Linked DNA regions of Homo sapiens: all the other regions are linked to region 1. Evidence: chromatin loops called from intact Hi-C (ENCODE). Cell type or tissue: chondrocyte. All regions are shown on one strand.

Evidence for each region. Hi-C counts contacts between places; a loop is a spot of excess contacts. Peaks named below come from ENCODE experiments on the same cell type or tissue, not always from the same donor. Only the 100,000 strongest peaks of a DNase experiment are listed, where the experiment ranks them.
Region 2: a loop joins it to region 1, with 2.4 times the contacts of the local background. A loop is called at or near these places in 3 of 110 quality-filtered maps.
Region 3: a loop joins it to region 1, with 4 times the contacts of the local background. A loop is called at or near these places in 4 of 110 quality-filtered maps.

Annotation. Positions count from the first base shown.
Region 1 is chr6:168,954,571-168,959,570 of GRCh38, forward strand. It overlaps LOC105378146 (a long non-coding RNA gene), which reads right to left. Exons shown (of 4, transcript NR_136250.1): 2 at 3,170-3,289. Among named protein-coding and RNA genes, the nearest start is that of LINC01615, 210 kb to the right of the region's middle. In chondrocyte, a CTCF peak has its summit at 2,499 (motif pointing right); no DNase peak of the experiment used is centred here.
Region 2 is chr6:169,749,820-169,754,819 of GRCh38, forward strand. It overlaps DYNLT2 (dynein light chain Tctex-type 2), which reads right to left and starts at 1,753. Exons shown (of 4, transcript NM_174910.3): 1 at 1,520-1,753. The coding sequence starts at 1,639. It overlaps ERMARD (ER membrane associated RNA degradation), which reads left to right and starts at 1,803. Exons shown (of 18, transcript NM_018341.3): 1 at 1,803-1,844; 2 at 4,045-4,213. The coding sequence starts at 1,839. In chondrocyte, CTCF peaks have their summits at 2,041 and 2,242; a DNase peak (open chromatin) is centred at 1,802.
Region 3 is chr6:169,210,092-169,215,091 of GRCh38, forward strand. It overlaps THBS2-AS1 (THBS2 antisense RNA 1), which reads left to right and starts at 3,121. Exons shown (of 3, transcript NR_134621.1): 1 at 3,121-3,487; 2 at 4,083-4,396. RefSeq lists a silencer at 2,860-3,209. In chondrocyte, a CTCF peak has its summit at 2,996 (motif pointing right); no DNase peak of the experiment used is centred here.

The DNA of each region.
Region 1 (5,000 bases):
ATAAACAACACACTTCTAAATGAATGATGGGTCAAAACTGAAGTCTTACACTAAACTAAAAATATTTTGAATCAAAAATTAAAATACAATATATCAAAATTATCAGGATGCAGCTAAGCAGTGCTTTGAGGGAAATGTAGAGTACTAAGTGCTTGTAATAGAAATCAGGAAACACCTAAAATCAGTAATATTACAAACATCTCTATGCCCAAAAGGAAACAACTTACATGAAAATTAAAAATGTTTCTACCTGTAATAATGAACATTTGGAATTTGAATTTTAAAAAAAATGTCATTTGCACAACATGGCTGGGCCTGGAGGACATGATTCTATGTGAAATAACCCAGACACAGAAAGAAAACAATTGAATGATCTCACTTATATGTGAGATATTTTTTTAAAAACCCTCAAACACACAGAGACAGAGTGTGTAACAGTGTTTCCATGGGTGGGGGTTGCAAGAGGACATGGGGGGATGTAGGTCAAAGGGATCAAAATATCATAGAAGGTAGGTGGGACAACAGTTCCGGAGACTGGATGCACAACGTGAGGGCCAAACTTCATAAAATTATACCATGTTAAGGATTTTTGTTAAATAAGTAGATTTTAGCTGCCTTTGTCACAAAAAATATGTGAGATAATAGATATGTTAATCTGTTTCACCACTGTAACCATTTTACCATCTATATTTCATAGCATCATGTTGTAAACCTCAAATATACACAATACTATTTAAAAGGCACTAAATCGTACTAAAATAAATGAAGCATTAGGTATAAATATAACAAAATAGGTGCAGCGTCTGTATGCTGAAAACTACAAAACACTGATGAAAGAAGGAAGAAATATCTAAGTAAATGAAGAAATATGCAGTTTCATGGATTTGAGGCTTAATATTTCAAAGATGTCCATTCTCCCATTTTCCCTGATTTGAGCAATGCAATCTCAATAAAATTCCAGCAAGTCTACTTTGTAAATAACAACAAGCTGAATCAAAATTCATGTAGAAAGGCAAAGAAACTATAATAATCACAAAAATTCTGCAAGAAAAACAAAACAAAATTCTGGAAAATGAACAAAACAACAAAAGTAAAGTACTCACATAACTTGATTTTAAGACACTATAACGTGACAGTAAACAATAAAATGTGGCATTGGCACTGGGATAGGCAATCAATGGAACAAAAGTAAGAATAGAGAAATTGACTCAGACATATATTGACAAGTGACTTTTGGCATAGGTACAAGTCATGTTAGGAAAGAAAGAGAATCCTTTCAGTTAATTGTGTTGGAACATTTGATATGCAAATGTCCCAAATAGGACCAATATATACCTTTTCCATATACAAACATTAATTCATAGTGGATTATAGATTTGAATGTAAAATGCAAAACCATACAACTTCTAGAAAAAAAACATAACAGAAAAGCTGCATGGCTTTGGTTTTGGTGGTGAGTTTTAAGATACAGTACCAAAAGCATGCTCAATGAAAGAAGAATTTTTAAAATTTGACTTTAACAAAATTTAAAGTGTTTGCTTTGCAAACGACCTGTAAATATGGTAAAAAAGCAAGCCACAGACTTGGAGCTATTACTTGCAAATTTCATATTTGATAAAGTACTTATATCCAGAATTTTTTCTCTCTCTCCCTATTACCCTCAAGTACTACTAAAGTTAAAGCTTAAAATAAAATTGACAACACCAAATGTCGATAGGCATGTGAAACCACAAGAATTCCCATTGCTGGTGGGAATACAAAAGTAGTATTCTACTTGGACGTCCACACCCCCTGGATCACAGATTGCCCATTTCTTATAAAGATAAACATACAATCATCTCATGGCCCACAAAGTCCTGTCCTAGATGTTTATCTAAGTGAATGGAAAACTGTGTTCACACAAAAAACAATTTGCAGATGTCTATAACAGTTTTATTCATAACACCTCAAACTGGAAACAACCAAGTTGTCCTTCAACACGAGTGGAGAAACAGACTGTGGTGTGTTCACACGACGTAAGGCTACTCAACAGTGAAAGGAGTGAGTAACCGACTCACAGGATGTAGATGAATCTTAACTGCATTTTGGTAAGTGAAAAAGGCAGCACCCAAAGGCTGCATATTACATGTTCCACTTATATAACATCCTGGAGGAGGCAAAAATGTAGGAACGGAAAAGGGGGCAGGGCTTCTAAGGGTTTGGGGATGGGTTGATGAGTGATGGAACTGTTCTGTGTGGTAGTGGGTGGAAGATTTTTGACTGCATTTCTGTGTTGTGGAAAGACATGGAAAAGCTAAAAAGTCAAATTTATCGTATGCAAAGTAAATAAAAACTCAACTAGGATTTGAGGAAATCTCAAACTAGAAGGATGACTGTGACAAATGAATCTAACTGATTACAAATGATGACACAACTCAGAAATGTTGCTCCAGAATCAGAGAAGAGAAGTGTGAATCTGGTGGGGAACTCAGCCGGGCAGGCTGGGAGCTGTCAGGCCAGCCACTTGGTGGTGCCAGAGGACCTCCAATAGAAGCTTGCACATGATTTTACATAATTTACCCAGACAGCAAAGAAGGCTCAGCCACTGCACTCAATCAATACCAGTGAGGACACTGCCACACTTGCTGAACACAACCCTGGAGCACGTCTACAGGTCAACAGCATGACACCGATAAAACTGAAAAATGGAAAAAGCACAGGAGCCCGAGCCTCTACACACAGAACCTGGGCCCCTTTTTGAATTTCATATGACTACACTGTATAATGAGTTTTGACTGTGTCCTGGTCATTGTTTAATTTTTCTCAGAATTTACTTGGAGTTTTACTGGTTGGAGATTTATGGACTGTATGGTAGAGAAAGCAAACATATAAATAAGCATAATTATGCTGGCTCCCAATGTAAAGAATGAATTCATTGTTCTAGTTTTGCTGGAGTTGTCACTGAAGAGCTCTGAAAGAAGCCTTCTGCCTGCTCAGAACCTTGAGGCATCCAGTGGCACCACAGAGCTAAAGCCATCCAAAGCATCTGGCGTAGCTTCCCTGGTAAAGATGTCACACTAGTCTCATGAGTCCACACTCCCTGAGAGCCCTATAAACTCTCACCATGTGAAACTATCACAGGTTCGCCATTATGCAAAGTATTTACCCCAAAATTTCAACTTTATCTTACTTCAGGCAGACATAGAAGAGGTACTTCCAAAGGTTCATGCAGTGTACTTAGGCTCATGGTCAATCAGCGCAGGCTGCCTTTTCTCCATGGCTCCGAAGCAGCTTCCACTAGACCTAAGACCTGGAAATGTTGTCTTATAAGAAAAGATGAAAAGAAAAAACATGCCCTAGATTCACATGGAAGGAAGACCATACTTTGCTTTTGGCCACTAGTCCACAATTAACCTGAGAGTTATGTCACCCAGGTACAACACCTGGTCCCCTGTCCCGTCAGAAACATTTACAGCAAAGATAGTCAGGAATGTACCAGAGCAGATGATGTTCTGGAGAACCCAAATTACGCAGATGAAGACAACTTATTTCAAAAGAAAGAGAAAATTGTGAGAAGTGAAGTTTCCGCCAATACCCACTGCAAGTGTGCCAGATGACTGGCTCTAGAGTGTCATCCTCGAATCTGGGGGCTTTCCTTCCCTGTTTTCCTGGGCATTTTCTTGGCATGTTGCCTACGTATGGTTCTTTTCTGTTAACAGGCACCTGCTGCCTCTCAGCAATGGTGTCTATAATGTTCCTCCCCCTACTATTATGAGCCACTAGCTCATCCCTAGTGGCTTCTTGTCATGAGTCTAATTTCTGGTTTGATATTCTCACAATGGGGCTCATTCTGACAATCAGAATCACTCCTAGGCTTGGTCTCACTGTCTCTGTGCGATAGCCAGACTCTTGGTATCAGTGTCTTGTGACATATACGTTGGTTTTCTGTGTAATTTTACTCAAACATGAAGTGACATTTTGCATGAAACTCTAATATTTGTTTCAAGGCATTCCTATAACTCAGTTTATCAAGACAGTTTGTTTATCTGTGCAAACTTCTCTCTATCAGGACAACATGTTGCTAATCTGAGCAAAAAGTTCATTTACCAAGTAGCAATGTTCTTGTGAAGGCTCACTTCGAAACTCTTGTCTTCTGTCCACAAACCTTACAAGATCACACCACAGGCTTTACCCAATCCTAATCAATTTTCATCTTAAAAGAATCACCGAAACCTACCATTTATTCTAACAAACTTGATAATCCACACTTCATCCTGATAAAAACGTTAATTCAGGAAATTCTTCTGGCACAGACTGGGGTCTCCGTATCTTTCTCCCTCCAATCATGATCCCGGCTCTTCCGGGATCCCATCTCTGTTGGTGAGGAGTCACTGGGGCTCTGGGAGCCCTGGAAAGACTTGGGACTTTAAAAGCTGAAGATTCTTAAGAAGCTACAATGTATATTATTTGTTGTTTTATTTTATTGACTGGTTCTCATAGCATACATATGTATGAAAAACTAGTACTTATCTCTTTTTTATCTTTCTAAGAAGTCTTTGCAAAAAAGAATTATGTGCTGGTTGTGTGTGTCTGTGTGTGTGTGTACACCGGTGTATGTGTGTAATGGGGGAGGTGCTGGTTGTATTATTTGAGAATAAAGAATACAAGGCTTTGAAAAGTCACTTTGCCCAAGGCTACATAGTAAGTTTTTTGGATTTTGTTTGTTTTGTTTTCTTCAAACAGGGTTTCATTCCTGTTGCCCAGGCTGGAGTGCACTGGCGTGATCTCAGCTCACTACAGCCTCTACTTCCTGGGTTCAAGTGGTTCTCCTGCCTCAGCCTCCCAAGTAGCTGGGACTACAAGCACATGCCAGCACACCTAGCTAATTATTTTTTCGTATTTTTAGTGTAGATAGGGTTTTGCCATGTTGCTCAAGCTTGTCTCAAACTCCTGGCCTCAAGTGATCTGACCGCCTTGGCCTCCCAAAGTGCTGGTATTACAGGCGTGAGCCACTGCACCTG
Region 2 (5,000 bases), 800 kb after region 1:
GATAAAATCAAGAGATGGTCATATTGATGAAACAGTATGTCTTAAATTTTCCTATGCTCCAAAATAGGGAAATTAACAGCTACCTTAAATTAGAAATAACTAAGTGAACAGTTTCCTCAGGTACATTTAGTGAGCATTTGTAGAGTCCTTTCTCAATTTCTTCCCAATTATTGTTCTATTCAAATTTCTCACCTCTAAAAGAATCAACTTTAAAGATAGCTATAATTGATCACATCCATATCAAATACTAATAATTACTTTGGTCCATGTCCCCTCACTCCCAGATTTTAACCTATATACCAGGTGCACCTATGTGTCTCCTCATTTTGAGTTCAGGCTCATTGAATTTTAAAGACCACTTCAGACCTCAGATAGGCAGTAAGTTTATAAAAGCCACCCTTGTCTGCCTCAATATATAGAAATTTTTCTTTACTGTTGGTGACCTGTTACTCAGACTCATTGCCAAGAAATACAGCATAGTGTTTGGGAGTGTGAAGTTTTAAGTCCAACTGATTTAGGTTTCTAGCCCTGCTCTGCTCTTTTTCTTAGCTGTGTAAACTTGGCCTGTTTGCTTTTCCTCCTTTATTTAGTTCGTTCTTTCCTCTGTAAAATGTAGACACCAGGGAAACAAGAACCTGAAATTTCGCCATTATTTTGAGAATTCTCTTTTTAAGAGTAATCTTAAAATGTTTTAGGGTCTTCAAAAAATTGTTTTGCCTGTCATCTCTATCTTCATCCTATTATAGGTCCACGAAGTAAGTACGAAGAGAAACCAGTATAGGCCAATTGGACCGAGTACTAGCATACAGGTTCTGGTCCCAGCTCTATCATTACAGCTTTGTATCCTTGGGCAAACTAATTTTCTGTTAAAGTATCAATAAAATATAGAGTCTTTAATACATTAACGGTTTTCAAAGCCTAATCATATAGAAATACCTGTTATACCACCAATAAAACTGAATAATGACCCTTTCCATCAATATCAGTAAGTTTTGGACAGGGTATTTTCAACTTAAGTTTTTTTCTCCTGTACATTCTTCAAATATCCAGACTGCTGATGTTTTAAAAACCCAAAACATGGCACTATTCTGCCTGGTTTATCAAATTATTTTTTTAATACAACACACTCATTTTTCGCTAGCAAAACTGCTTATAATGGCACTAAATACACTAACATACTGTGTTTTAGTACAAAGCAATAATACTCAGAGTACTCTCAGGAAATCCGCAAGCTGAGTAAATTTGAAAAGAAGATCTTGTAACCACCCTTCCAATCGACTTATGTAGGGTTCTATGGCCCTAATTAAAAAACAAGAAAACTTTAGCACTCAAGTCCAAAGGGGACTGCCCAACTCAGTCTCAGGCTTCAATTTCGCATCTGGGGAAAAAAGAAACACAAAAGGGAGATGCTGCCTCCTTGGCTCTGGGGGTGGTGACGGGAGCGGGGCCCACTGGGGAGCGATTTCACTTAAACGGTCGGACATAGCCGTCTCGGGCCCCTAGCAGTCTCCGCACTCACTGCCTCCTTCTCGAACATGCTAGGCCTCCTTTCTTTCCTAGGCGTCACCGGAGCCTGCTGAGGGGTCTGGTTCGGGGTCTGGATGGGGCTCGACTTCACGCCTCGGCCTCGCTTCTCCATCTCGCTCTGTTCTCCAAGACGCCCACCGCCTCCCCTTCACCGCCGGCGGTCAAACGCCCTAGCCAGTCCCGCGAGGGCGGAAGTCTCCCACCTGCGCCTCGTACGGTAGGAAGTGCCCGCCAGGGCTCCAAAGCGCCTGGAGGAGGGGCGCGCAGGCGCCTGCGTCATTCACGCGCGCCGCAGCGGGGCACCGGAAGTTATGGAGGTAGGGCGGGTGTAGGGCCCGGTTCGATCCCGAGCTAGGCAGGGAGTCGGCGCCAGGCTGGGTGGTGCTCGGCTACGCGGAGTGGGCGAGCGAGCACGCGCCTGCGGTGGCCGGCGGTCCCGCGCTGGAGGGCGCTGGCGACGTCGCGGCCCTGGCCTCTGTGGCGGTATCGGACGCTCGGCCCTGCAAGACGCCTGGCGGGCCCTGCCGGCCTCCCTGGGCCAGGCTCGGTTTCTCCGTCGCCTCCTGGCCCTGAGCTGGAACGCGGCGGACGGTCAGGGAGGGCTGTGCGCGGTGGCGCGGGGGCGGAAAGCCGCAGGTCGGGCTCTCACCTGACCGTGGCTCGTTCCTAGAAGCGCAGTTTCCTAGTCGCTGCCTGTAGGGTCCACACTCGGACAGTAAATTTGTGTTCATCGCCGGGCGTGGTGGGGCCTGTGGTCCCATCTACTCCGTAGGCTGAGGTGGAAGGATCGCTTTAGCCCAGGAGGTGGAGGCTGCAGTGAGCCGAGATCGCGCCACTGCACCCCTGTCTGGGCGACGGCGAGACCCCGTCTCCAAAATGATGATAACGATAACTACCATTTTTGAGTACTATGTGCTAGATGCTTTTCATGTGTTATCTGATTACTGTAGCCCTACCAGGTGCAGCCTGGCACCGTTTTATTTCACTTAGAACTGAGATTCCGATAAAGTAACTTTTCCAAGGCAAGAGGTAGTCAGAGGCTGAGGAATGATTCAAATTTAAGTCCAGCTCCAAAGCACCGGCCCAGTGTAGTCTGCAGAGTTCCAGCCCCATAGAGCCACATGGAGGATGCGAGTGACAATCGCCAATCAACAAATAGTTGATGTAGATTTCTTTAGTGATGACTTAATTGTTAGGGCCTGCTGGGATTGTTCGAAAACCAGGGCTGAGAGTGGAAAGTGCAACTTCTGGGTGCAGGAGGAGCAAACAGGGCAACTGATAGCAGTTTCCACATTAGGAAGCTGCCCAGAGCTAATTATGACTGTCACAACACAGCCCCCCCTTAACTCAACACACCAAAATAAAGAGCTTCGGTTCCGCTTTAGATCCTGAATTTGACTTCTTTGCAGGTTTATACGATGGTCTTAGTGTCATGTGGGGTAATTGTGAGGATTTCGATTGTATTTAATTCTCCATGGAAAACCAGTACGGTTTGCTACTTTTTACATGGCAGGGAAGGCTAAACTTTACCTCTGCCCATCTTAGTTCGGAGTGACCCCTTTAACAAATGAAAGGATAACAAGAAAAAAGTTTATTCTTGGACAGAGTACACATCACAAGGGATAAACCTTAATGAGAAGTAACTTGAAATGGTGGCTTAGAACTACATTTGTATACCATCTTCAACAAAGAACTGTAGATTTGCAGAGAAGTGACAGGACACAGGAGAGCAGTTTTAGGCTTCAAAGGGCAGGAAATTGGGAAGGTAGATACATATTCGGAAACTAATGGAGTAAGAATTGTTTGCAGATTCCCCTGGTACCTTAACTGGTCTGGTAAGTCTAAAGTTATCCCCAGTAAAGAATTTATATCCTGTCTTTGGGCGGAAGAGGGGGAGGATAGAGAGAGCTTTTCCTTCATTTGCTGCCTCTTGTCTTCAGCTCAAATTTGTTGTTGTTTTTATATCGAAGAGGCATGTTTTGGGATGACATTGTGGTTTTCTTCAACACCGTTTAGGTAGTCAGAGGTACGTGGGGTTCTTTTTCCTTCTTGTTCGTTATACTTGGTTTCTGCTCTCCCATTCCCCATTTAAAAAAATTGCTTATTTTGATAACTCTGGGATAGTGAAGGAATGCTGAGAGCAATAATGCTCTGGTCGTAAAACACATTCAGCTTCCGTGAACTTGTATTTTTTCTTTTTTTTTTTTAAGTGAAAGGCAAGTTTATTAAGAAAGTAAAGGAATAAACAATGGCTACCCCATAGACAGAGCAGTTTGCAAATATTATGATTGATAATTTTAGGTCTTTAAGCCTTTATCATATTTGAGAACATTTATGTAAATTATCTTTAATATTTAATCACTATGTTTTAATCATACAGCTCTCACGATATCCAGAAAGCATGTTAACAGCAACTATACCTGAGTGCATTCAGTTCTTAAGAGATGTGTCTGAAATATATAATACTCTATTTTTCTTTCTGTTAAGCAGTGCCTTTTATTTTATTTTATTTTTTAGGTATTAATAGGGGACCCTATTACCACATGTCTTTCTCCCTCAGTGTATGATATAATTTGTAATCTTGGGTTTCAACTCAGAGAAAATTGTGATATCAATAGCATTGTAACTCAGAATGGTGAAGTATGCTGGAAAACAATCACAGACTGTGTGAGCTACACAGAGTCAGGTTTGTGCTGTCTTTGTACTCCAAACTTTCATAACTGTCCCATTGAAAATGTCTTGACCTGTAAAATTCCCCTTTCTGACCATTGGTTCCTTTTGTTAGATAATGTTATAATACAGGCCTAACTCCAAGGAGAACAGGAATCAATGTGAAAAGAGAGGGAATGAGGCCAGAGAAGCATGGAAAAGTTAATGGAAAGCTGGGCTAAGAAAACCACCTCTACAGAGGAGGTGTCAGGAGGCACAGAGGGGCTGGTGGGCTGTTGATGATGTAGATCTCAGGGCCTTGAGATGATTCTCTGTAGGAGTCATGTGAATTAAGGGTAGAAAATGACCAGTAATAGATTATACAGTTATTTTAAGTGTCTTCTAGACATTCTTGCACACTTTGGAGCAGAGATATAGGTGGGGAAATTTAATAATAGTTATAAAAATTACAGATGAACATACTCTGGCCTAGCAGTCCGTTTTCAGGAATCCTTAAGACAGATACAGATATGAAAATGTGTGTGTGCAAGGTTATTCCTTGCAGCATTGTTTATAATAGCTAAATAAATAAACAGCCAAACATCAAGCAGTAGGGGATTGGTTCAGTAAATTATGATAAATTCATATAATGGAATATTATGCAGTGGTAGAAAAGAATGAGGAGGCTCATCTTATACAGAAGTCTCTGAGCTAAGTTGGAAAAAGAATAGGAGGGGCATGTATTTGTAATTACCCTTTGGTATTCATTGATCAGGAACCAAGTAGATGGTTAATCCCAAACTTATCAAAAAAAATTAAAACAA
Region 3 (5,000 bases), 260 kb after region 1:
CTCAATAAATAAGGTATAGAAGGAATGTACTTCAACACAAGGAAGTCCATATATGATACACCCACATTTAATATCATACTAAACAAGGAAAAATGGAAAGGCTTTTCACTAAGATTGGAACAAGGCAAGGATGTCTGTTTTCACCACTTGTATTCAATATAATACTCAAAGTCCTGGCCAGAGCAATTAGACAAGAGAAAGAAAGTAAGGGTATCCACATTGGAAAAGGAAGACATCACATTATCCTTGTTTGCAGATGACACAATCTTATAGTTAGAAAAACCTAAAGACTACACACACACACACACACACACACACACACACACACACAAATCAGAACCAATAAATTAATAAAGTTTCAGAATAAAAAATGATCATATAAAAATCAGTAGCATTTATATACATTAACAGAGATCAATCTAAAAAGGAAATCAAGAAAGCAATCTCATTTACAGTAGGTACAAAAAACATACCTAGGAATATGTTTAACCAAGGAAGTAAAAGATCTCTACAAGGAAAACTATAAAACACTGATGAAAGAGAAGAAGAGGGTACACAGACACAAATGGAAAGATATCCCATGCTCATGGATTAGAAGAATGAATACTGTAAATCACCCAAAGTGATCAATAGATTCAATGTAATCTCTAGCAAAATACCAATGATGTTATTCACAGAAACAGAAAAAAGCATTCCTACAAGCGTAGGAAACCACAAAAGACTCCAAATAGCTAAAGCCATCCTGAGAAAAAAGAACAAAGCTGAAGACATCACACTGCCTGATTTCAAATTTTGCTACAAATGTATAGTAACCAGAACAGCACAGTACCAACACTAAAACAGACATGTGGACCAATGGAATAAAACGATGAATTCAGAAATAAATCCACGTACTTACAGCCAACTCATTTTTGGCAAAGACATCAAGAACATACATTGGGGAATGGACAGTCTCTTTGATAAATACTGCCAGGAAAGTTAGACATGCAGAAAAAAATGAATCGAGACCCCCCTCTTTTACCATATACATACATCAAATCAAAATGGATTAAAGACTTCAATGCAAGACCCAAAACGATAGAACTACTACTAAAAAATAATACGGAGAAACATTCCAGGACATTGATCTGGGTAAAGATTTTTTGGTAAGACCTCAACATTACAGACAACTATAACAAAAATAGAAAAATAGTATTATATCAAGCCAGAAAGCTTCTACACAGCAAAGGAAAAAATCAACGAAGTGAAGAGACAACCCACAGAATGGGAGAAAATATTTGCAAACTACCCATCCAACAAGGGATTAGTAATCAGAATATATAAGAAACTCAAACAACCCAATTAAAAACTGGGCAAAAGACCTAATAGACATTTCTCAAAAGAAATGGCCAACACGTACATGAAAAAAGGCTCAACATCACTAGTCATTATAGAAATGCAATTCAAAACCACAAGAAGATATTATCTGACCCCATTTAGAATTATCACAAAGACAAAAAATAGCAAATGCTGATGAGAAGGTGGAAAAAAAGGAACACTCATACACTGTTGGTAGGGATGTAAAGTAGTACACCCACTAGGGAAAACAGTATGGGGGTTCCTCAAAAAACTAAACTAGAACTACGTTTGGTATAGTCCAGCAATCTTACTGCTGGGTATGCATCTGACAGAAAGGAAATCAGTATATCAAAGAGACATCGGCCCTCTCATGTTTATTACAACACTACTCACAATAGCCAAGACATCGAATCAACCTAAGTGTTCATCAATAGGCGAAAGGACAAAGAAAATATTGTATATGCACACAATGGAATACTAGTCAGCCATAAAAAGGAATTAAATCCTGTCATTTGCAGCAGGATGGATAGATCTGAAGATCATTCTGTTATGTAAAATAAGCATGACACAGAAAGACAAATATTGCATGTTCTCATTCATATGTGGGAGCTAAAACAGTGGGTCTTGTGGATGTTGAGAGCAGGATGGCGGATGCCAGATGCTGGGGTGGAATGGTGGAGAGGAAGATGAAGGGGAGCTGGTTAAGGAGTACAAAAATACAGTCAGAAGGAATGAGCTATCACATGCAGTATAGTAGGAAAATTATGCTTAATAGTTTATTGTACATATCAAAATAGCTAGAAGAATTGTAATGTTCTCAATACAGAGAATAAAAATGTATGAGGTCATGGGTATCCCAATTACCCTAACTTTATCATTACACATTTTAAACAGATATCAAAATATCACATATAACCCAAGAATACTACAGATATTATAATGAATTAGAATTAAATCTTCCAAACTATACACGAGGGTGTCTTTCCATTTATATAGGTTTTAATTTATTTTGGCATTGTTTTTCTGTTTTCATAGTACAAGTCTTCTGCCTCCCAAGTTACATTTATTACGAGGTATTTTATTGTTTTGTATGTTATTGCAAATGGTATTGTACTTTTAACTTCCGTTTTAAATTGTTTCTGTCTGGTATACAGACGCACAACTGATTTCCATGTGTTGATCTTGTTCTCTGACACTTTGCCAACTTTTCCACTTCTTTAAAATCCAGAATAAGTATGGCCTGAGACAAGGGAGGTTTGTGTATTCATGATGCATATGTATAGTCACGTGTATGTTGCTTGCGTATATACCATTCAATAATCAATACATAAATATAAATAATATGTATCTCCATTTTAACAACTGTAATTTATTCCTAAAGCCATATTTAAAAATAATTACATTTTTAAATGGGAAAAGTCGTATGAAGAATTCTGTCCCACCTCAAGATAACTAAACAATTTTTCAGTAGAAAAATAAATCTAAAAACAGAAAAAATATTTTAAAAGTAAATAAATCGTACATAAAACGAAGCGCAATCGAGTTTTGTTGCACTAATGCTTTCTTCCTCTTTCTACACCATTTTGTTTGCAGAATCGGCCTTTTGAAGGTTCCGGGTTACCCTGCAGTGAAGCTGTCATTCAAGCACAGTCAGGGCCCAGGAGAGGGCGCAGGGAGGGCGCAGGCGCGCAGGGAGGGCTGGGCATGCGCTCGGCGGGGCCTCCGGCTCTCGGGGACGCGCGCGGGCGGGGCTCGCCGGGGCTGAACCGGCTGAGCTTCCCAGGGACGCCCCGACCCAAGCCCTGCAGTCCGCGCGCGTCAGGGGTGTGCGCTGGAGGCCGGAAAGTCGAATATCACTTCCCATCCTGCATTTGATGTGCTTTGGGGTTGAAAAAGCCCTTATGTGGTAAAAAAAAAAAAAAAAAAAAAGTCAGAAAAGTGGCAAAAGTCTTCAACGGCCTGAAAAAGGCCGAGACAGGAACTGAGAAGCTGGCAGTAGGTCCTGCTACTGCTGCAGGGGCGGCGGGCGCCCTGGGTGGGCCACGAGGCAGGGACAGCCGAGGCTCCGCGCTCACCCCACCCGCAAGGGGCCAAGCGCAGACTCAGGGGAGCCAGAGGGGCCGGACCGCTGAGCAAGGGCTGGGGAAGGGTGAGTCAGGGGCCCCTGTGGGACTGCACGGGGTGGGGGGCACGGGCCCGGACCTCTCTCACAAATGCCCACGTGGTCCCCAAGGCTAACGCCGGCTGCGTGGGCCGCAAGCTGCTCTGGGCCCGCAGCTCACTCCCCTGGGCACAGGGCTGACACCCGGGCGAAGCAGGAGTGTCCCAGCTTGCTTCAGCCCCTCCCCTGGGCCCCCAGGCTGGTGGCTCCAGAAGGACTTTACTAAGAGGGTGGGAAGCATCAGTGCAGGTACCTGCCCTGGGCTAAGGGCCTCGTGTGGGTGATAGCCCTCAGCAGGGCCCTCCCATTTGGGCATTGGCAGCCCACAGGGCTGTGGCCGTGGAGCTGGAGTGGCAGCTCCTGGATCACCCCACACCTGCGTTCCTCAAGGCCTAGGCACCACTTGCTCCATGGTCAAAAGCATCACTTTGTGAAACGCAGACTGAGCAAAGCTGGCCTAAGATTTTGGTCCTCCAGGAATGACGGAAGGAGCCCTCTGCCCCCATGTAGCCTATAGCTGGGACACGCAGCAGCCAGTGAGTTGGTCACGGTATGAAGGCTTCTCTCCTCCCGGCAATCACAGATCCCACGCTTGGATACTTGGGAGTGAAGATGTGTTATTTCACCCACCGACTCGTTCCACACGACCAAGGCCTGTGCCTGCCCTGAGGGCGAGTTGGTTGAGCCTTGTACAGACAACTCTCAGAGCGTGGGCCTGGGCCGAACCTTTCCCTGTGAGCAGCAGCATCAGCGTCTAGAACGACGGCCCTCCCGGTCCACGGTGGAAGGTGCGGAGCTCCCGTGGTGTGCTGGCAGCGATTCGCAGAAGGGAGATGGAGGGCCACAGGGCAGGTGCTCGCACGGAGTCATCGAGGTCCAGGGACACCTTCCTCCCAGGTGAGCTCACAAAGGCACCACACATTAATCCTGGGAGACAACCATTCTGATGTGGCTAAGGCCATCGACAGGGAACATGATTGTCAGGAAACCTCAACTTTTCGATAAATGACAGCAAAACCTGAATGCAGGAGAAATGTATCTCATTTTAATGCCTGACTTCTAAGCATCCTTATTCAACATATTATATGTATTTTTTGTTTCATGAGTAAAATGTACATTGAGCTTCCTCCAGTAGCTGTCCATAGACCAGCCACTATCACTGCCATCATTATTTTGTTTCTAAACTTTTCTTTTTACACATGTAGGTCTAGCTTTTTCCTCCATATTGATGAACTAAAACTCACTCATTTCACAACTCAAAGCCAGGGCCTTCAGTTCACAGCCCGTTGCCTCAGACGGCCTTTCCTATATCTTATTGCTTCACTGTCTGACTCACTCCAGCGTGTTTCAGCCAAGTATACTTGTTTTTATTCATCTTGCTCTCTTTTCCTCCCTCCCCCAACTCCCCCTCTTTCCCTCTGTCTCTTTGTCTCTTTCTCTCTCCCCCATCCCTCCCTCTCTTCCCCTTTCTCTCTGGATGCCCTCTCTCCCTCTCTCCCTC